Linked DNA regions of Homo sapiens: region 1 is linked to region 2. The links are chromatin contacts, found by Hi-C or POLR2A ChIA-PET in ENCODE. All regions are on one chromosome and are shown on one strand. Each heading gives the region's core, a stretch centred on a gene start or an enhancer-like site at or near the end of the contact. The rest is flanking DNA. Distances are from core to core; before and after follow the strand shown.

Region 1 (5,598 bases), core at 45-2,544, 670 kb after region 2:
ATTTAATAAATATTCCATTTTACTAATACAAGAGATAATCACATAATAAATCCGCAGCCTATGAACTAAAGATACTGTTTGGGATAGCTTCTCTGACATAACTGACATATTATAAATTCCTCCCTATGACTCGCAGAAGCCATTTTCTGCAATGGCCAAACTTTGTCACACCCCATCCCCCTTATAGCAAATACCACTAACTTTGGGGCCTTCAGAGTATACATAACAGTACTTTTCTCCTTCCTGAATTCCACAAACATATAATTAGCTGGTCACTTTAATTATACGCTATCATGTATTGTTTGCTAATAATCTCTTAGACATTATTTCTGTCAAAACAAATAAGAGCTGATACATTCTCTAAGTAAGTGTCATCTGTTTTAACTTTCCCTCTTCCCCACCAACCTTACACATTATATGCAAAAACCCAAGGTCAAAACACGGTCCAAATTCCAGAAACCGCCTTTATTATGCTTTACCAGTAAGTCTTCTTCACTGAACTGTAGTTGCTGTAAACTTAATATATTTAATTTCTTTAATGGAAAAATATCAAAAGCAGATGCCAAATCTGATGCAACTAACTGACAAAGGAAACACAAATCTTGCTTACTTTCACTGAAACTTTTTATAGCCATCAGATGTCTGCACTTAAAATGTTTAGTTCCTATGCCCATTACGAATAAAACAAAATTCTGTATTTCAACATGTTTCAAGCCTCAGAAGTTCCCAGACATCCTTTTCTGAGTCTGGTGTGATGCAATAATTTTTCAAATGTCATTTAAAAAAATGGGCCAGGCTGCAGGGAAAGGACCATGTCACACTCTCAGCATTCAAGCCTCAAAGGCTCCGGGGCACGAAAGGCTCTTACAACCGGTTAAGGACGGCAATGGGCTCCTTCGGCACGACTCCCGGAACCCCACCCTGGGCCAGAAAAAGGCCAGGGGCGCGGAGCGTAGGCGGAGGGCTGGGGTTCTAGGGATCTAGAAAAAGCGCGAAGCCGGAGGGCGGCGCCAGGGCTCCTCGCAGACCCCAGGGCCGCGGGACGGTGCCGGCTCGTGGGTCACACGCACCCAGGAGGCTCCTGGCTCCCGCGTGGCGGCTGTTCCAGCACGCCCTCCGACCCGCAACCGGACCCTCCAGACATCAGACTCAGTGGTCCCCCACCTCCGGTCTCCCACCTCAGGACGCAGTTCCGCGGCGTCCACCCGGCCCCCTCCCCTCAGTCCCACGCAGCGGCTCAGCCATACCCACCCCGGCTTCTCTGAGTTCAATCCAGCAGCAGCTCGAGCAGCGGCTCCGCCCCTCGGTCGGAGCCATAGAGACGTCGGCTGCCGGCCAGAGTGGCCTCAGACCGCAGCGTCGGCCGAGAGGACGCCGGGATACTGGCCAGCTCCAAGTCGAAAGGAAGCGACGCATGAGTTGTTTGGTGCGGTGGGTAGATACCTCGAGTTTCTCCTCGCCCACCGTAGGCCCCGACCCCTAAAAAGGAAACTTTTGGGACGTCAGAGTGAGAGGAGAAAAGTGTCTTTTTAGTTTAGTTTTGTCAAACCTGAGGATTCGTTTTTCAGTTTAGCCGGAGCTGTGCCGCAAACGTAGCTGCCGACATCCCCACGACGCACCCAAGTGGTGGCCCGGAAGCTGGGGATAGAAAAGTGGCCTCCCCGAATGCCAGGCACACAGGCCTTACTACCAGAAGCTTGAGCTGGGAGCCTCGGCCGTCGCATCTCTAAGGTGCAGCGATACGGCCAACTTCCTTCCGCGAAGCCCTCAGGGTGGGCAACGGAGCTTTTCACCAGACTGAGGGACCGGGCGACCTGGCCGACCGGCGGCTCCTCACCGCCCCCTTGGGGATTTCTTGATAATTCTTTGCCACGATGCGGGCGGATGTTGTGGAGCTACTGTTTGTAGATCGCAGTAGCGTGACAGCACTTAATCATGACTACTAAATCCTCAGAAGTCGAAAAAGCAAGTCCATACAGAATAGTTTGACCCTAATTAAATTGCGCTTACAAGATACAGTTTGTTTACTGGGACTTTGGCTAGGTCCCATCCCGTCTCTGCCTCAGAGTGGTGGTTGCTCTTAGCACCAAGGAAATACCAGCTTGACATTTGACTCTAGGAAGCACAGGCCCAAAAGAAGAGGCCCAAGGAGGGACATTCTTCTTTCCCTTTCCTACCTACAGTTTCTCAAACCAAGTGTCAGATGGAAAGCAAGGGGTGGTATCATCGTAATTATACAGTTGACCATAGAAAATAAATTTCAATCTCAAAGTAAACTCCTAGGCCACCCCCAGAATCTTAGAGTTTCTCAATCATAGAACTCATTTCTTGTCACAGTCTTGGTTCTTAGCCAATGTAAAACACCCAACTGACAGGGAAAATTAAACACCTTTTAACTCCCACACACCTTAAATGAGAATTTAAAGTATCTTTCAGCAAATGTATTTATAATTTTGAGTGCTTTTAGCCATGTTAAGGACAAATTTTCTCCTTCTGAATGCAGTAATAATTTGGCATTACCCTTTTGGCAGTGTGGTACAAAGTCTTATAATCTAGGCTTTATGGAGCTATTGAGGAACAACATAGATGGCTTCATGCAAACCCAAACAATGTAATAGTAGTTCTTTTCTCTGTAGTCGGTCTACTGCCTGTAGATGTTTATTCCTTTTTTTTTTTTTTTTTTTTTTGAGACAGGGTCTCCCTCTGTCACCCAGGCTGGAGTGCAGTGGTGCAATCATAGCTCACTGCAGCCTTGACCTCCTGGGCTCAAGGGATTCTCCGGCCTCAGCCTCTGGAGTAGCTGGGACCACAGGCACATGCCATCGTGCAGGTAATTAAGTTTTTTGTAGAGATGGGCATCTCGCTATGTTGCCCAGGCTGGTGTTAAAGTCCTGGGCTCAAGTGTTCCCCCCTCCTTGGCTTCTCAAAGTGTTGGGATTACAGGCGTGAGCCACTGTGCCCAGCTTACTGATTCATTTATACAAACAGAGTGCTCTCAGTGTGCTACAGAATGACTATGGAGCTCAAGTTCTAGTGGAGGGTGTGAGCCACAAGGAAACAAGCTAGACAGATTGTAATAAGTACTATAAAGGAAGTAAATAGGGTGATGTAATAGACTTGGGAGATGCTAACTTTAGTCAGGTAGTAAGGAAGGCCCTTTTGAGGAAATGGTACTTGTTTGAGAATTGAAATGTGAAGGAATCCAGTGTCAGAGGAACTAAAAAAAAAAAAAGGCATTGTGCCCCTTTAACTTAGTGACATTATCATTCCTGATCTACACTCTTCTCCCCATTTTTCTCGTTTTCTCTGTTACTGCTTCCCGTTTATTTGAAGAGCCAGGTCTTTTATAGAAATCAGAAAATTAGAACATTTCTGGTTGTGTTTGGTGTAATCTTGACGTCATTATAGATATTTGGTTTTGTTCTTTCTTAATAGACAAGCTTATAATAAATAGCACTTTTGGTGAGCTCATTTCTGTTAAACACTTTGCAGCATAAATCTTTTCCTGTGTTCAAAAGAAAGTATCTGGTTCATGAGACAGTTTAGATACAGTCTTTGCCAAAGTGCCTGATTTTTAGTTTACAATGTTGCTTGTCTCCGTTTTTGTTTTTGAGATGTAGTTCTTGTCTCATAGCTCTACTGAAAAATACTTGGAGTAAAGGGACCAAATAGCAAGTGAACAAATGCACAATTCTGCATATTAAAAAAAAAGAGGCTGGGTGCAGTGGCTCACACCTGTAATTCCAGCATTTTGGGAAACGGAGGCAGGAGGATAGCTTGAAGCCAGGAGTTCAAGACCAGCCTGGGCAAGATAGGGAGATTCCTGTCTCTACAAAAAAAATTTTTAAAAATTAGCCAGGCATGGTGGTACATGTCTGTGGTTCCAGCTACTCAGAAGGCTGAGGTGGGAAGATCCCTTGAGCCCACAAGTTCAAGGCTGCAGTGAGCTATGATTGCACCACTGCATTGCAGCCTGGGTGACAAAGCAAGACCGTATCTCAAACAGTAAAAACAAACAAAATGAAAAAACCTGAAGATTAATAGTGAATGCTCCACAAGATAAAAACAGCAACAACTTTATAATGTTACAAATTTTTTTTCTTGTTAATCTGAAATAAGAATTAAATGTGAAACGTTCAAAACTTCGAAATATTTATTATTAAGATATAAATACATATTTTAAAAATGTACAAGTTAAAAATACCTTCAAAGTTAAATGTCAGTTCTTTCACAATCATTGTGCCGGGGTAATACGTACAATATCTTGGCTTACTAGTAATTTTATACCAGTCACTTGAAACAACATCCTTAAACTTTAATAATATGTTGTAATAATTCCATTTTTCACTTTTTAGAGTTTGATAGAAGACAGTCAATATCGTGAAGGATTTCAGAGGTTTTTTTCAATGCTATTGATACTCTATTTTCATTAACTTCTCCTAGCAAGGTTTCTGAAGATCCTGGTTTATAATGATCAAAAGACTGTTGTTCATTTTTCTTGTTAGAAATCTGGTTTAGGATACCACTATTTTCTAGTAGCACTAAGTTGCTTAGTTAAGGAGGTTTTCCCCACATTTTTCACTATATAAATATCTTTATATACAGAAAGCATAGGCTTCATATTAAAATATTTCTCAGCTGGAAGACCTCTTGGATTCATAATACAGTTGGAACTGCAAGGCTTATCAAGTCTGCTCCTTGTAGATGAAGAAACTAATTACAGTATAAGGGAGGGGGAAAGAGAATAGAGTGTGTATGTGTGTGTTTGGGTGGAGGTTTGGTGGTAAGGAGGAAATGAAAATTTCAGTAACATTTCTTTAAGTGAAGAAATGACACGGGAATTAAAGAGTAGGATGACAGGATTATAAGGAATCTGTGTAGTGTCTATTTTTAATTTAAAAAGATTTAGAGTGAAAAACCTGTTCGCTATAGAACTAACTTATTTGAATAAGATTAGAGAAAAACCACAAGAGAAAACAAATTTAGATGAATTGGGTGAGAATGTACAGAATGAAATATTTCATTTAAAAAAAGAGGTCTTAAACAGTTATAATTTTATTATATAATTATGTAAGTGAAAAAGTCTCCAAAGGAGACCTTAACCCTAATTAACTGTTCTTTGCCCAATTTAAACTCAAAGAAAAGTATAAATGTTAACATGCTATACCTTCTATGGACAAGATCCATCTTAAATTACAATCTTAGGTATTTGCTGACTCAATAAAGGTTAGCAATATATTAAGTATAGATTAATATTCACAAAGTACTGAAGTCATGAATTAAGCCTAGAATGAAAGAGAGTAATTATGTAGGACAGTGCATTCTGTTTAAAGGATACAGTTAAACTTCTGTATCTTTTCAAGTTCAGAAGCAACAGACCTGTCCAAGGAAAAAGAAAAAATTCATTCAGTTGTCTGATTCTTTTGTATTCATGATATTTCAAATAAGCATACCTGACTTTTTTTTTCATTAGAATTTTAAACGGAAGAACGCAGAAGAATTCTCTTTATGTTACCTTTATTTAGCAACAAATCAACTTGACTCAACTGATACTTACTGAGTGCCTTTAAAGGTAAGTGAATAAAAGTCTACCCCTTG
Region 2 (5,413 bases), core at 2,694-5,193:
CATAACCCTAGGAAACCCACTGTAAACATTTTGGTGTGTATCATCCTAGTTTCTCTCTTCTAATATGTTCTATGCAAACACATAGTTTTTCTAAAAGTGTGACTTAATACATTATTTACACTTTTATTTTATGTCTATATGCGTGTGTGTATTTAATAGCCTTCCCCTTAAGGTATTTTAAGCCACAGAAAGACTGTCTTACTTAGATGCCTGCAGTATGCACAGGTATCAGCTGGCTTGAAGAAGAGCAACCACAGTCACTGAACCATTGGAGTTTAGCATTGGATCTTGATCTCTTATGCTCCAGGCTGGGGGTTGCTTACATAAGGAGCTTTGGTCCTGGCTCTCTGTTCCTCCCGATGGGAGGAGACAGAGAGCCAGGGCAAGCCCCAGGCTTCTCCACATTGCTGGGGTTGTCCTGTAAAAGAGAAAACCTGTCACTCTTCTTCATAGTTAACTTCACAGTCCTAACTATGAATTTCTATAAATCCTGCAGACATAATTCCACTTCCTAAAAATACCTAGCCCATGAATTCTGTCTCCAGAAAGTTATGTTCAGACTGTGGCTTATAAAAATAAGTCTGTGACTTATGTAACATTCTGCAAACACAACCTAACTTTTGTTTGAGACACACCAAGTTCTGACTGTTCTTTCTATCCTCCAAGAAGAAAGGGATAGGCCGGGTGTGGTGGCTCACGCCTGTAATCCCAGCACTTTGGGAGGCCGAGGCTGGCAGATCACGATGTCAGGAGATCGAGACCATCCTGGCTAACACGGTGAAACCCCTTCTCTACTAAAATTATACAAAAAAAAAAAAAAAATTAGCCAGGCTTGGTGGCAGACACCTGTAGTCCCAGCTACTCAGGAGGCTGAGGCAGGAGAATGGTGTGAACCCGGGCGGTGGAGCTTGCAGTGAGCTGAGATCGCGCCCCTGCACTCCAGCCTGGGCGACAGAACGAGACTCTGTCTCAAAAAAAAAAAAACAAAAGAAGAAGAAGAAAGGGATAAATAGAGCATTCTGCACAGAAATGAAAAGAGCCAGCAAAAAAAGAGAACCAAGGAAAAAAGATGATGGCAGAAAAGACAGTATACCAACATGAATGTGGCTCATGTCGGGCCCTTAGCTCTTCAAGTTCAAACATTCTATATTTATCTCTTGGGTATGGCTCCCTTTTGTTTCTCTTATTCCTTGAAGTCTGGCTGTATGTATCTAACCAAGTAGAAATATCACACATCTGCCCCCTCTACCATTTAAGACTCTTTGAAATCCACACTCAATTAGCCTATTTATTGGAAAGTTCCTATGACTAGAAAATTCCTATGACTAGACAGCACTTTCTTTGGTAAAAAGATGCTTCCTCTGAGCAACGAAATTAAAATGCTTTTAAATACCTGACTAGAAATATCCTCAAAACTAGGGCTAGCTCTCTAAACAGAAATGTTCAAAAACAGGTGAACTGTAGACAGGTGATAAAGAAAAAGGAACACATTCAGCAGAGAGGAGCAAAGAAAAATCCTCACAAGTAATTCAGGCTCATTTTGATGTAAGAATCTGTGGGGAGAGATCAGGACAAAATTTGAAAACTGGGAAATCAATATATTTTCAAGCACTGATTTGAAATTTTTAAAAGCAGATGCATTTCTTTGGAGGTGGGGAGCTAATGGTAAATTACTTAGAGTGAGCCCAGAATTAAGAGAAGAATAGAAAAGTTAAAATCAGATTGATCTGGGCTTTAATGCACTGGTAGATATAGATAGAATTTTTAACCCTGATTGTCTTTCACATTATTTAACACATCAAAACTCTTACCTATATATGATATCTTGATAAGAACTTAACTAGAGAGAGTGAGGTGAGAGAGGTAGAGAGAGAGGACAAATTAACTTACTTATTTAAGGCCACTCCAACTACTTATTTTAATATTTAAAATATTCTAATATTTTAAGAAGAAGAAGAAGATATATTTGGACTGTTTCTAGAAAATTCCTCTAGAATGGTATTTACAATGATAATACAATTATCCTTATTATAGCTAATGTTTATTTAACTTTTATACAAATATATTCAGGTGGCACTAAGCACTTTTATATATCATGTCAGTTAATCCTTAAAACAATTATGTGACCATTATCCCCTTTTGCAGTTGAGAAAAACCATGGCTAAGAGTTTAGGTAACTTGTCTATGATCACACAGAGAGAAAGTCAGTCACAAAAGAGACTGGATTAAAACTAGTTCTGTCAAATCCTAAGCTACATCTTAGCTACTGCAATATATTGAGAGTTTTTAGATAGATCACCTTGTAATAACTATAGCCGCCAACTATTTTTGTTTATGCACTAAGATGCCAAAGAAAACATAAAAATAATTCAAGCTGTTTTATTTCTTAATAGAAAGGCTAGGTTTTCTCTGTTTCCTAGACCACAAATTCAGTAGTTACAGAACCTTGGCAAAAAATCAGCACTTGGTTTTTTCACTTTGCCACAGAGCACATATTTATTTATCTATTTATTTATTTATTTATTTTTTGAGACGGAGTCTTGCTCTGTTACCCAGGCTGGAGTGCAATGGCGCAATCTCAGCTCACTGCAAACTTCGCCTCCCGGGTTCAAGCAATTCTCCTACCTCACCCTCCCAAGTAGCTGGGATTACAGGCTCTCGCCACCACGTCCTGCTAATTTTTTTATTTTTAGTAGAGACGGGGTTTCACCATGTTGGCCAGGCTGGTCTTACACTCCTCACCTCGTGATCCGCCTGCCTTGGCCTCCCAAAGTGCTGGGATTACAAGCGTGAGCCACCGCGTCCAGCCCAGAGCACATATTGCAAGTAGCTGAATGGTGAATACAAATGAAAAGACTGTTTCACTCATTTCCCTCATTTAGGTTTATGATGAAAAAATAACCCATTGGCAGAGAGTTGTAGCTTAAGAGTTCACACTTTCGGATTTCTTCTGTCATTATAATCAACAGGCTGCTCAATTTTGTTTTCTTAAAATTATTTCTTACACCGTAAACCTTTGATAATTATAGTTGTCAGACAGCTATATAAAAATAATGAAGATAAATAACAAAATTGGGTTTCCTGGAAGCTGATCCAATAAGAATTGAAAAGTAGTTGTAAATTTCACTATGTCACCACTTTTCAATTGCGAAACTTAAATTTCATGGCCACATTCAGACCTACATTTATTTAAAATTACTCATTAAAAAGCAGGATATGTACAAACTTTCTCTGTCCTCCACCTCTGAACTTTAGGCCAGCATCTGAAAGCCCCTAATTCACCTGAATGCTCTCATTCACCATTTAAAATACAAAAGTTTGCATTTAATCACAGACCACCTAATTGTTGACATGGGTTTTAGCTTCTTTAAGGGTGACCACTTCTGCACTGTGGACTGAACCTACTGTACCCCATTCCACCACTTTTTCTTCTGAAACTGCTCACAATATCCCTGGACATTTCTACAACACTAGAATGAGCATATTTCAGTGTCTGCTCTTCAAATCCAAATGGCTGGGTTTTTTCCCTGTTTGTTCTTACTCTGCCCTTCAGTGGAAAATATTTAAATTTGAACATATAATACTGCCTATGTAACATCACAACAGATTATAGAATAAAAGGTTTGGATTTCTCCAGCTTCCTCTGCTCTCAGCTGTGCAGAAGACAGGGCAGAAATCAAGAACTGACAAATGTGCGCACTGGGAACTTCACCTACCACACCTAAGTTCAGACTCTTCTTATTCTTTTTCTCTTTTATTATTTTTATTTCCTCTATCCACCAGTTTTCTGAATCTATTCTATGGAAAAAAACAATTTATCAGACTCAAAAAATATTTACCAAACTTTAAAAGAATAAAGTATCAGAAAACACGAAGTTCCTACTTACACAACCACTTCCAACGGGCCTGCTTCCTTTCTCTTTGCTTTACTCTGGCAGCTCCACAAAGCCACAGCAGCACACTCTGATATTTATAGTCCTGTTGTTTACCTCACCCCTCAGGTATAGTCCAAAGTTCAATGTTCATTCTTGCAGTGACCTTGCAAGCAGAGCAAACCCCTGAGCTGATTGTTATCAACTTAAAAGAAAGTAGCAAGTGCTGCCATGCATAATATGGGGAAAACATTTTGACAATTACTAATTTATTCCCTATCCTTTTCAGTCACCCTAGAATCTAGGATTTAATGGTACAGTCGGGGGCGGGAGGAAGGGCTAAGGGTAAACAAGGCCTCCAAGTTGCCTTCTTTCCCAAACTATAACAGGGAAAAACATTTGCTGAGCCAGCGAATTATGCTGCTGCTTTAAAAAAAAAAAAAAAAGAGAGAGAGAAGCTTTTTTTTCCTTTTGTTTTGCTTCTTGCAGTGATGAGGTGCTAGCTTAGCCCACACAGTGTGACCTTTGTTAGAAAAGTCACCTGCTGTTACAAGTTACTCTGGTCTCCTGTTGTTACAGACTTACACGTCGATTGTGTTCTATGTTTATAACTTGAATTCATATGGGATTTCACAGGACCACTGCTCTTTTCTTGTTAATTTAAGGAAATAGAAAAATAGACTTCCTATCTGAGGGAAATCAGACCTCATTTTTATTGTCACTGAAGTCGTACTTCCTGGAAGACCTATGCATCCCCAGAATTTTTTGAGGATCGAATATAAAATCTTTACAAATGTGAATACCATAAAAATAAAAATTAAAGGTAGTAGTTGGACATGGAAAGAGTGTGGAAATTTCAAGATGTACAAATGAAATAGCTAATTCCTACTATTTCAGAAGAGGGTATTTTCTTTCTGGTAACGCTTGTAAGTTGGCATGCTCACTGTAGGTGAGGTAAGGAGCAATGTCAAATGATGTCATTCCTAGATAGCAATGGTTTTCGAGTAGGCCTTGCTTTTTTCATCAATTAATTTTTTTCCAAATAATCCCCCACTGATTGCTGTATGCTGAATACTGTTGTACAAGGTGCAGGAACTACAAAGAGACTCAGATGTTATCCTTCCTTTCAAGAAACTTCCTATCAAATTAGGAGGTTACCATTTGAAATCCAAGTTCTCTTTACTTGCCCTGAGCAGTTGTTACTTGCCTTTTGGGGTCCCATATCTCTTTGAGAATCCAGTTAAAATGCACATATACATAATCATTTTTTTAAAGAGTGTCATTAAAAAAATCTTTGTACAAAGCAGATATTCCTCCCTGTAGTTCATTTCCTTGACCAATTTAAGTAGTCATATTGAGGAAAGAGAGAGACCCTCTCATATTGTTTTATACTCAGTACCTGTTTTAAGGAAAAAAAAAAACAAGGATGTGAAATCAAAGACAGGCAGCCCGGTGCCAGGCCCAAACCAGGCCTGGGCCTGCCTGGCCTAAACCCAGTAGTTAAAAATCAATTCATAACTTCGAAACCGATGTTATTCATA

Evidence for each region. Hi-C counts contacts between places; a loop is a spot of excess contacts on that map. ChIA-PET counts read pairs that join two places held with the same protein, here RNA polymerase II (POLR2A). Pooled maps may share reads with other maps.
Region 1: a loop to region 2 is called in a map of ovary, with 6 times the contacts of the local background. The contact joins the promoter of TMEM267 here to the promoter of SELENOP in region 2. A Hi-C loop is called at or near these places in 1 of 168 maps with a recorded cell type or tissue (ovary) and 6 of 50 pooled maps. POLR2A ChIA-PET finds 5 or more read pairs at or near these places in 2 of 52 experiments (HEK293 and HEK293T).

The regions. Positions count from the first base shown.
Region 1 is chr5:43,482,571-43,488,168 of GRCh38, forward strand. It overlaps TMEM267 (transmembrane protein 267), which reads right to left and starts at 1,295. Exons shown (of 3, transcript NM_022483.5): 1 at 1,252-1,295. C5orf34-AS1 (C5orf34 antisense RNA 1) reads left to right here and starts at 1,349. Exons shown (of 3, transcript XR_007058763.1): 1 at 1,349-1,431; 2 at 5,474-5,572. It overlaps C5orf34 (chromosome 5 open reading frame 34), which reads right to left. Exons shown (of 13, transcript NM_198566.4): 12 at 5,339-5,379; 13 at 4,139-4,541. The coding sequence ends at 4,345. RefSeq lists a silencer at 1,150-1,380 and enhancers at 1,326-2,169, 1,435-1,624.
Region 2 is chr5:42,807,949-42,813,361 of GRCh38, forward strand. SELENOP (selenoprotein P) reads right to left here and starts at 3,944. Exons shown (of 5, transcript NM_005410.4): 1 at 3,888-3,944; 2 at 203-418. The coding sequence starts at 405. RefSeq lists an enhancer at 4,103-4,668.